2 separate regions of the Homo sapiens genome follow, and region 1 is linked to region 2. Evidence: chromatin loops called from intact Hi-C (ENCODE). Cell type or tissue: B cell. All regions are shown on one strand. Each heading gives the region's core, and the rest is flanking DNA. Links, peaks and the distances in the headings are about the cores only.

Region 1 (5,437 bases), core at 438-5,437, 490 kb after region 2:
ATGTGTTTGGAAAGGGAGGACAAGGATTTTGAAGGGGGAGCCTGATTCTTCTCCTTTACCCATAAGCAACTAGACGAGGCATTCCATTTTTTAAATTAACTTCTTTCCCTCACCCTCCCAGGGGTTGAGGTGTGAGAGTGGTGATCTGCATCATCAGCATGCCCATTCCAGAATGTTGGTGAACCCCAGCTATGCCCCACACAGCTCTCCAGAGAGTGGCACCAGCTGCACAATTCTTAAGTGTTTCCAGAGTTCTATTAACTTTGAGATGCACTCAAAAAAAAACACCCTTTTCTTGCCGACACTTCCCCCCTACTCAGCCCTACAGTAAGCAGCTCACGGGGAAAGGTAGCACAGGTCTTGGTGCCTTCTAATAATCCTATAGTTCACATGCAGATATCTAAGAATTCTACAAATAGGATGGTGGGAAAACATCAGGCCTCCTCCCTCGTGCTAGACAAGATAGGGGCAGAGGTCCCCAGCCAGGATTTATGTAATACAAAACTCTTAACACATAATAGTAGTACTTGCTAAACATTAGCTTCAGTACTAAACAATCTCATTTTCCCCCTAGAAATGTTACTAATAGGGAAACTAAAGGATGCCCTAAGTCTGAGAGCCCTTCCTGGGGCTGGGCCACCCCCCTAAATCATAGGCTTTGCAGAATAGGCACTGTTGGTGAGGATCTCTAATTCTCCTGCCTTTCTCCCCAGTAACCACCCTGACTTTTTCTACATTATCCTCTGAGGATAGAATGGTTTTTGATCAATTTAGTTGCTGATAGGAAAAACCATCTAATAACCAGATTAATAAACACTGTCCCACTTTTAGGGTGTGATACTGCTTACTAAGCACAAAAAATGCACTGGATCCTCAAAATGTTAACAATAAATTCAGGGGCTAATCCCCCACAGTTGTAATGTGGATACTTGAATGACTGTGCTTTTGTTTCTGTATGACTTACAACTGTTCTTTTCTATAACAGATGAGCTCCTAGTAAGTGAAAAATAACAATGTTCTTTGGGAGCTTCCTACTTAAAAAAAGAGAGAGAGATTCATTCTAACCAACTTACCACACTTTATATATTTGTATGACTGTTTTCTGTATTCAGTCTGTCTTACTAGACTGAATGTTCCATGGGGGCAGGGTCTATGTCTGCATTGCTCATGAGTATATGCTCATTACCGTAAGCCCAGTGCCAGTATACAGCCTGGAACATAGTAGGCACTCAGTAAAATACTGTTGGTGGATGGATAGATGGATGGATGAATTGATAGCTGCACACATTTATGAATAAACAAATAAGGATGAAGGGGATAGTTGATGAAACTGAAGAGATGAGAATGGCTCTTGAGGCTATGAGAAGCTAATGAGAAAAATTAAGCAGGGATGTGATAGATTTGCATTTCAGAGAAATGTGACGAGCAGATGCTACTGAGAGGTCAAATAGGAGAGAAATAACAAGACTCTATTGGTTTAGCAACAAAGAAATCTAATAACCTTGATAAGAGCTAGTACAGTGGAGCAGTGGGGGCCAAAGTTAGTGAACTTTAGTTTTCAGTGGAGTAGCAGAATGACAGAAAGTGGAGATACCTAATAGACCATTTTTTACAGAAGTTTGCCTGTGAAGGTCAGGAGGAGCTAGGGTGATACTAGAAAAGGACGCAGGATAAGAAGTTGTTATTAGATAAAACTAACTCTGACAAAGCCTGGTGCCTGTATTGAAAATAAGTCACTGAGGCTGATCCAACTCCTTTCCCAGACAATAATTAAAATGATCTAGTGAGGAAGCTCTTATTGGAGGTGGGGTGTGGGGGAAGTCCTGCTTAAGGTGTTCCTGCCAGGTTCAACCCAATTAACTGCTCTTAAAAACAAAAAGAAAATGAGGGGACTGGAGAAGTTCTAGGGTTTTTGCTTTATTTTGGAGTGAGCCATTTACAATGTATGACGTGGACTCTGGTAACAGAACTAAAACCCACCAAGCTTGGTCTAAGACATGGGATTATGTAGAATAATGCAGATTTATGTAGTCTGCTAAATTAACTAAGGAAAAACCTAGACCTTGGGAGAGATTTTTAATATCTTTGAGTCAAAACTGAAACAAAGTTGGAAGACTTCAAGTTAAGGGACGGGAAGCATGGTAGGTGCAAAGGCTCTGCCCTTGGTCTTCTTGATACATAGTGGACACGGACTCAGTTATTAGAGACAAGTCCTAACCATTCACTGCTGCTACACGCAGACACCAAGGACAGACCAGAGATGAAAAGCTCTGAACTGGGGGACCAGTAGCTAGCTAAATTTAGGTAGCTAAGAATATAGAGGTCAACATCCTCTAGACACCAGCACAGAACCCACGTCCATAGAACAAAAGGAAGTTTACTTTACAGAATGATGCACTGTATTATTCCTTGCTCATGAGAGGACACAATCATCACATTATTATGAACTGAGAGAAGAAAGTCTAAGTCATTTGAGATCTGTGTATATTTTCTAACCTAATTTCTAGCCTGACAGAAGTGCCTTAGAGGAAAATTATGGTTATAAATTGCCTCAATGGGGGCCTGATAAAATGTCTTTTTAACTTTTGAATATATAGTCCTGGCGTTTATAGCACTCTTCATTCTAAATAAGTTTTGTTCCTTTTATCAAATCAGAATGGGAAAAAGTATATTAAGAGACTTCTTCCTCACCACTACCACTTTTGCAATTTCTGAGCATCGCCAGTAGTGATGGGGTGAAAAGAAGGGGGCAGGTCTTGACCATTATTTAAAAGCAGGGGCTGAGGGAGGGAGGTGTCTAAGAGAAAGCACATCTGTCACTCAAATGAATGGGTGGATGGTACCAATAGAAAAAACTGAAAAGAGTAGGCATAGGATAAGGGAAATGTGAGTTTATGTTTGGACAAGTTGACCAGAAGTTATAAAGATATGGTAGACAATTAGGAGTCTGAAGCTCTTGGGAAAGCAGAATGGAAACCACAGTTAATTGTTTGAGTGTTAAGTGCCAAATATTAAGTACTTTATCAGAATTTTCTCAATTAATCTTCACAGTCTTATGAGCTAGGTAATATTTTCATCCCCAATGCCGCCTCCCCCATCATAAAAGCGGAAGCTTAACCCATGTGACGTGCGAAGTTGTTTGCCCAAGGTCACGCCCCAGTAGGAAGAACAGCCTGGATGCAAGTTAAGGCAGACTGATTGCAGAACCCTGTTCAGCTACACCACCATAAGTATGCAGGTGGTAATTAAAACCTTGAGAGTAAATGATTGTCCAGGGAGCAGATATCAAGCGAGATGAGTACAGAACTGTAACAGGCGGGCCGAGAAAGTGGAATTAATGAAGGGGAACCTAAGGCTTTGTGGTTCTTTTATTATTATTAATTTTGAGACAAGGTCTCACTGTCGCCCAGGCTGGAGTGCAGTAGTGTGATCACAACTCACCGTACCCTCGACCTCCCAGGTTCAGGTGTTCCTCCCACCTCACCCTCCCAGGTAGCTGGGACTACAGGTGTTATACCACTACGCCCAGCTAATTTTTTGTACTTTTTGTAGAGACGGGGTTTCGCCATGTTGCCCAGGCTGGTCTTGAACTCCTGGGCTCAAGCGATCCACCCACCTCGGCCTCCCAAAGTACTAGGATTATAGGCAGGAGCCTCCATGCCCAGCTGGTTTTGTGGTTCATAAGCAATGCATGGCCAGGTTGAAAGCAGAAGTGGCCTTGAAAAGCCAACGCTACGAAACCCCTGGAGACAGAGAGTACACCTGGGCTTTACGAGTGAATGCAAACCCTGGCTAGGTTCCCCTCTAGACCCCTGTGGGATAAAGCATGACTGTTACTTAAAAACGGAAAGAAGGAATAGCACTTAACAGCCCCCCGGCTAACTAGAATTCTGAGAAATAAAAGTTAATACTCCACAGAAAGAAAACCTCATCTCCAAAGCAGCAATTCTAGTGGAGTACAGGTAAGGAAGATTAGGTGGGGCAGAAAGAAAAGGATGGGGCCCCTGGCCCAACCTTAAGATGGCCACAAATCCCAGTTAATCCAAAATTAAGCACCCCTTTTCACTCTTGAGTGTCTCAATTTGGATGATACATTTTATGGTCAACCTATTTATATATCTAGTGAAGGAAGGTACTCAGCTCAGCAGCAGAGTTAAATCAAAACTAATCTAAGAACTGACAGGAATAATTATTCCTCTTTGGACAAACACTTTTCTCCCACAAAGGTAACTGGAATTAGCTGTCTTTAACAGATGCTACTGAGGGCAGTAAAAGAGTGCCAGGTCTAGAGTCAGTCTAATCTGGGTTCAAATCTCAGTTCCAGTACCCCTATTTTAAGCAACTTTTTACCTCTCTAAACTTCAATTTCCTGATCTTGGAACTGCTGTTGCAGTTATAACTGAGAAAATTATTACAGTGACAGAGATCTGACCTAACCAACTCCATCCATCCTGCTTCTAACTTCCAAGCTGTCCTTGTTCATTCCCATGCGTAGGCTGAACTAACTTTGGGGGAAACTTAGTTGATAGCTTAACTTTGAAAGAGAAACTAACAGCCGTTTCCAAAAAAAAAAAAAAAAAAAAAAAAAAACCTCCTTTTAACAGCCCTTTCCAAAAAAAAAAAAAAACACTTCCTTCCTGCCTGGGGACTAGATTGCCTTTGTAGGACTAACACATTAGCCATAAGATTAGAAATTATGGTTTAGGAGTCATACAGCTGGAGGCCACAAGACTGACCCTCCCCAAATTGCTCGGGGGATAACATCACTATTGTGAAACCTAAGATCAGTGCTTGAGATAATTTGCAGGCCCTGCATTTGATGGATCAGCTGGCACCACCCAGATTAATAAACTGGCTCATCTGGTTGTGGGTCCCCCTCCACCCTTCCACCCAGAAGTGACTCAGCGCAAAAGGGCAGCTTTGATAGAATTTCATCTCTGACCCAACCAATCAGCACTCCCAACTCACTGGCCTCCCACCCACCAAATTATCCTTAAAAACTCTGATCCCCAAAAGCTCGGGGAAACTGATTGGTCTAATAAACTCCAGTCTCTTGCACAATGGGCTCTGTGGGAATAACTCTTTCTCTATTGCAATTCCTGTCTTGATAAATCAACTGTATCTAGGCAGCAGGCAAGATGAACCCACTGGGTGGTTTATTTGGTATAAATTATTTGGTACACAACATTGGCATGCCTATTCCAAAGCCATGAAATGAGGATTAAATGAGATGTTTCCATTTAAAATGCTTAGCTACTTTAAAAGGAATGACTTCCCCCATAAAATATAAGATGTATAATGAGGCTCAACCAATAAGGCAAACTGGTAAATAGTAGTAAGCTGAGGGAATCATAACTTCTAGTAGCCGTAATTGCCTCTGTAATGGCTCACTTACCACCTGAGTTGGACTCTGGTCTGCTTTGATTTAGGTGAATGT
Region 2 (5,000 bases), core at 1-5,000:
TATGCTTGTGTCATATTTTCTTTTACAATAATTCTTGGTCAGAGCTATGACATATTGATGCTATTGCTTGGGTAGAAATTCTGCTGTGTGCTTATGAAATGGATAATGAAGAGAGAGCACTCACCTCTAACTCTCAGTATAGAGATTCCTGGCCTTTACTCTGAGTGGTCATCCACTGGCTTTGCAAATGCATGTCTTTCTCTTTCCCAAAACCTACCTCCAGACAGCCTTCTCAAACTGACCACCCAACCTCCAGCTCAATCCTTCCCTCCTCTGCCCCAGCAGCCATGCTGGAGTCCTGCTCTGCATAGCTGTCTGTTTTCTCTGGGTTACTTTGCTTCAGTGCCCTGCACCTGCAGTGGCAGATGGGTCCTAGGAGCTTCCTGAGGACAGGTGCCCAGTCTCTAGGGCCCAGGGTGATCTACACACAGTGGATGCTTGCTTGGTACAAGAAGTGCCCTAGGCTGACTAATCTAGGGACGCAGAACAAACCACTATAACTGAATCAATGCAGTACTTCCTGGAACAGAAGCTAAGCTGAAAACAATGGCTGTAACCTCACAAGAAGCTCCACCCTTCCTTCTGCTCTAAGTGAAAATCTAGGTTGAGGAGGCAAAAACCTGCCTCTTCTCCCTCATTTCAAACCCACATCCCATCAATTCTGTCGTGTGAACATGGTGGGCATAGCCCCACCCAGAGCTGGACCTAGGACCTGCCTGGTGAGCGATCTTGCCCTCCACTTTCTGGTGCCAAGTAGGAGAAAGGGCTTTCCACTTCATGTGGCTCTGTAAACATGGTGTGTTACACTGCAGTCTCACTTGCTTTCTCTCATTTCTAACATGCCTGGAGGTACACACTTCTTTGAATTTGAATATACAGCACCCTTGGTCTAGAATGTCTCCATAGCAAACCCATACTTCTGTGAAAGTGAACCCACCAGTCACCTCTCTAGGCAGTTTTTGGCACACTCCTAACTCCTACAGTTTGTGCACGTTCTCCATCTATTATAGAAAAGAGCACATTGCACTGTATTTGTATATTGCTGTGACTGTCATCCATAATAAACTCTACAACTCCTTTCAGATGATAATCTTTTCTGTTATCCTGTATCTCCAGCACCAAGTGCCATATCTGGCCATGGGGTAGGAGTGGGAAAGGAGAACCAGAGTCCGAGGGCCTCTGTGCAGTCAGAGGTCAATCAGAGGGCACAAAAAACCAAGGACCAACAGACTTTGTCCTTTCCAGTTTGTGCCTCTTGTCAGTGAACAAAGGTGAGGTCACTTAGGTGGTGGTAACCATAGCTGTGAAGGCATGAACTTGGAATCATTCCTCATGAATATAAAGGTACCCAATCCTTTCATTTAAAAATTAAGTGTTCTTAACTGGCCCACACAGGAAACATCACAGGAAATAATGTTTCAGTTCAGTCTTTGCTCCCATTCAACCACAATTTCAAAATAGTACAGATTCTCCTCAAGATTGAGAAAGCAAAACCTCTTTGTTTGTCCAGCAGCTGGGAGTTTGCTTTTTCTCAGCTTTCTTCCAAAGCACACGCATAGTATGATATCTCTTATCTCCCATGGGAGTTCCTTAAGAGTAGGACTGTTTGCTAGACAAATATTCTCCTTCTACCTTTTCATCTCCCTCCCCCACAATTCCCAAAGCACAGTGCCTGGCCTCAGGAGGCACCTACCACTTGATTATTAAGTGAATTTATTTAAAAGACTGCTTTTTATTTTTTAATACAAGGCTCAATAAACTCTGAGGTGTTTTGGGAATCCAGAGCCCTCTCCCCGTCCCCACCCCTCTTGGAAATCTAGAGCCCTCTGCCCTGTTCCCAATCCTCATACTTAGATGGGTGGGTGTAATCAAAGAGAACTTTCTCCTTTCTGCTCCAGGGCATAATCAAGTGAAATTCTCACAGGTCTTGGAAGAAGAAAGCTCTTACATAGAGTTTCCGATGGTGGTCACAGAGAGTCAGGACCGAAGCTCTGCTAACACTTTGCTGAGTCCATGCAACCTCAGTCATTAGTTACAGCACATGATTGGAAATTACTGCAGTATCAAGTTTTGGGGATTGCATTTTATACGTGCATTTCATGTGACATTTATCAGTGGTCATGTTTTGTACACCAAGGATAATTTGGGGAAATGCTGAGGATCCCAATGTGCTTCCTGCTCCTTAAAAGCCAACAATCTATGCATCCTTTAGAGATGTCTAGCTTTCACCTTTTAAAATACAGTTACTGAGCACATCCTGGTGTTTTGATTTTTAGCCACCTTTCTATTTAGTGGCTTTGAAGAACCACAGTGGGAGTCACTAAATTTACTTTTGAAATTTTCTCAAATGAAAAAGAACTGTGTCTTCTAGCTGTCTTTCTAAAGACAGCTCTGGCTGTGGGTTCTTTCCTCACTTTAAAATCACAAGACCAATTTTCTGAAGACCAGAGCACATAGGAAATCTCCCCAATGTCATCTCGCATAGAAAGCTCCAGGCATCAGGAATTACTACACAGAGTAATTCAAGCTCTGAAGCAATTAAGGCATGTGAATGCCTCGACTCAGAGATTTAGATAATGGGAACCTGATTAAGTAAAAGTATTTCTGGCCTGATTGCCTTTGGGGATGTTACTAGGATCTTGCTAATCTGTTTTACTTTGTGCACTAAATATTTGTGAAAGAGAAGTTGCCGGAGATTTTATGGTTACTAGAGAGGTATATGGAGACCCCTAAGAATACGCCCTACCCCACATTAGACAGCAAGCCAAGTTAAAACGTCATCAACCTTACCTTTTCCAGGCACCGTTCCTCAGTCCTTTCGGCAGAATTTAGTGATTATCCTTGAGGTGGCCGAGACAAGGCTGGTAACACAGATATCCGGGGCTATTTGTGTAAAAGGAGAAGTGAAGGGTGAAAAAATATGATCATGCTGTGACGACAGGAAGCCCAGATGAGAAGAAGGAGGAAGTGAGGCTGAGTCCGCCCTCTTTAGTCTCAGAGATTTAGTACTTTCCCAGTGGCTTTTTAGAAGCTTCCTCTCACAGCCCACCCTAAACTAGTTTTGTGAAACAAAAGAAAACTTCAAAACCAAGTTGGTTCAGGCACAGATCTGTGAGCAGTGGTGGATTCTAGGGTAATTTGGCAATGATTTTTGCTTAGAAAAGGACAGTGCTTCTCAATCAAGGTGGCATCTCAGAATTAACTGTGTATTTGTTCAAAAAGAAGTATGCCTGGCCCCACCACCAGTTTCCCATTCAGGTAGACAGACTGGAGGGGAACACAGGAACCAATATTTCTAAACATTTTCTAGGCCCGAGACTTTGGAATGTCTTTCTGAAGATTCTCTGCCCCCTCCTCATACTCCCTCTGTCTGGCTTCAGCCAGTCTCTAGACTTGAATTGGACACCATTTGCAGACTTCTCTGTCTCGAGAGCAAGACTGTCTTAAGGTGAGTCCCCAAGGCATAATCCCAGGGGCACTGGTAGAAATGATTTGGTTAGTACAGGAAACACCACATTTGGAGCCAAAGATCTGAGTTTCAGTTCCAGCTTTATCTCTTTTAGCTGTGAGATCTTGAGCAAGTCTCAATCTGTCAGCCTCAGTTTATTAATGGTAACACCTAATAATAATCCTACTGGTTACTGTTACATCCTTATTTATATACAAGAAAACAGGCGCTCAAAGAGGTTAGAAAATTTGCCCAAGCTCATACAACTAAGACATGTCAGAGGTAGGATTAAAATTCAAGGTCACAGAGAAGGCCTTTTGAGAAACACTGTGATCAATATATTTTGAAAAATGTGTTTCTGGTTTCACTATGCTGCATCACTGGAATTTTCTTAGATTGGGTCAAAGGAGTATGTGACAACCCAAATGTATCACTAGCTAACTATGAAACTTGGAAGCAATCACTGGGCCCCAATGTTTTCATCTTATAAATGAACAGATAGATGCACTCTGCGGTGCTGACTTGCGGGCATGCCTCTGGGAAAGCTAGCTGTCTCCCGCTTCCTTCACCCTGAGACATTCAGATCCAGAGTAATCTCCAGCCAGGGCTGTCTTGTGGGGAAAACTGAATTAAATGAAGGTAAAAAGGTCTTTACTGCAGAACTTGTCAGTCCTTAATATTCTCTAAGCAGGGGAAATAATATATAGATTTCTCCAAACTTATCTGAGCATGGAACTGTGTGGTGTGTGTGTGTGTGTGTGTGTGTGTGTGTGTGTAGTTTCTCTTGGGGAACAATTTTTCAGTGTAACTACACTTTAGGGAATGCTATTAAAAAGTCTCTGCACCTCGGCTGGAATCACTGACCCTCACTCAGAGCTGCTGCCATGCTTACAGGTCCCTGAAGTGGTGGGGCTGAGGAGAGGCTTCTGGCTGAACTCATATTTTCCTAATTATCTCACCCATTCTGATGGCTCTAATTACTATCTGTCTGTTCCAAAGATTCACAAATCTATATAGATGCCATGATCTCTCCTTTGAGCTCCACTCTCTCCCAGGCACCTCAAATCCAATATCCAACTTCAGTTTGATTAACTTGGCATCCCCACACTCAAGCCTGCTCCTCCCACCATGTCCACCATCCAGGAAAGGCCTGACTGGCCTTTCAGCCACGTTCATGAGAAACCAGGTGTCCTCTTAAGCTACTCTCTCTCCCACACCACCACCTATTATCAGCCACCAAGTCCTGTCAGTTATGCTTTTGCCTAAATATTTCTCAAACCAGACCACCTCTCTCCAACCCCATAGAAATTACATTAGTCTTTATCTTTTACCTGTGTTACAGGATCCCAGTGTCCTTCAAGACCACCTTGGATGTTTCTTCAGTCTGTCCTCAGGAAGAAGGGAGGAGAGCCTTCTAAAATGCAAATTTAATCACATGACTCCCCAGCTTAAAACTCTCAGCCGGCTATTTCTTCCCCGGCCCCACCCCCAAGATCTCCTCACACTGGGTAACACTGGATATGGAATTCCTTTTAGTTGCTTAAACAAATCA

What was found. Peaks named below come from ENCODE experiments on the same cell type or tissue, not always from the same donor. Only the 100,000 strongest peaks of a DNase experiment are listed, where the experiment ranks them.
Region 1: a loop joins it to region 2, with 4 times the contacts of the local background. A loop is called at or near these places in 1 of 110 quality-filtered maps.

What each region holds. Positions count from the first base shown.
Region 1 is chr1:110,382,959-110,388,395 of GRCh38, reverse strand. SLC16A4 (solute carrier family 16 member 4) reads left to right here. Exons shown (of 9, transcript NM_004696.3): 3 at 5,430-5,437. Among named protein-coding and RNA genes, the nearest start is that of SLC16A4, 5.3 kb to the left of the region's middle. In B cell, for the core only: no CTCF peak of the experiment used is centred there; DNase peaks (open chromatin) are centred at 3,145, 3,725 and 4,475; H3K4me3 peaks cover 2,855 bases; H3K27ac peaks cover 3,836 bases.
Region 2 is chr1:110,871,039-110,876,038 of GRCh38, reverse strand. CD53 (CD53 molecule) reads right to left here and starts at 2,891. Exons shown (of 8, transcript NM_000560.4): 1 at 2,791-2,891. It also overlaps a transcript of LRIF1 not described here. RefSeq lists enhancers at 1,369-1,418, 2,931-3,040, 3,641-3,690. In B cell, for the core only: no CTCF peak of the experiment used is centred there; DNase peaks (open chromatin) are centred at 478, 2,958, 3,448 and 4,798; H3K4me3 peaks cover 5,000 bases; H3K27ac peaks cover 5,000 bases.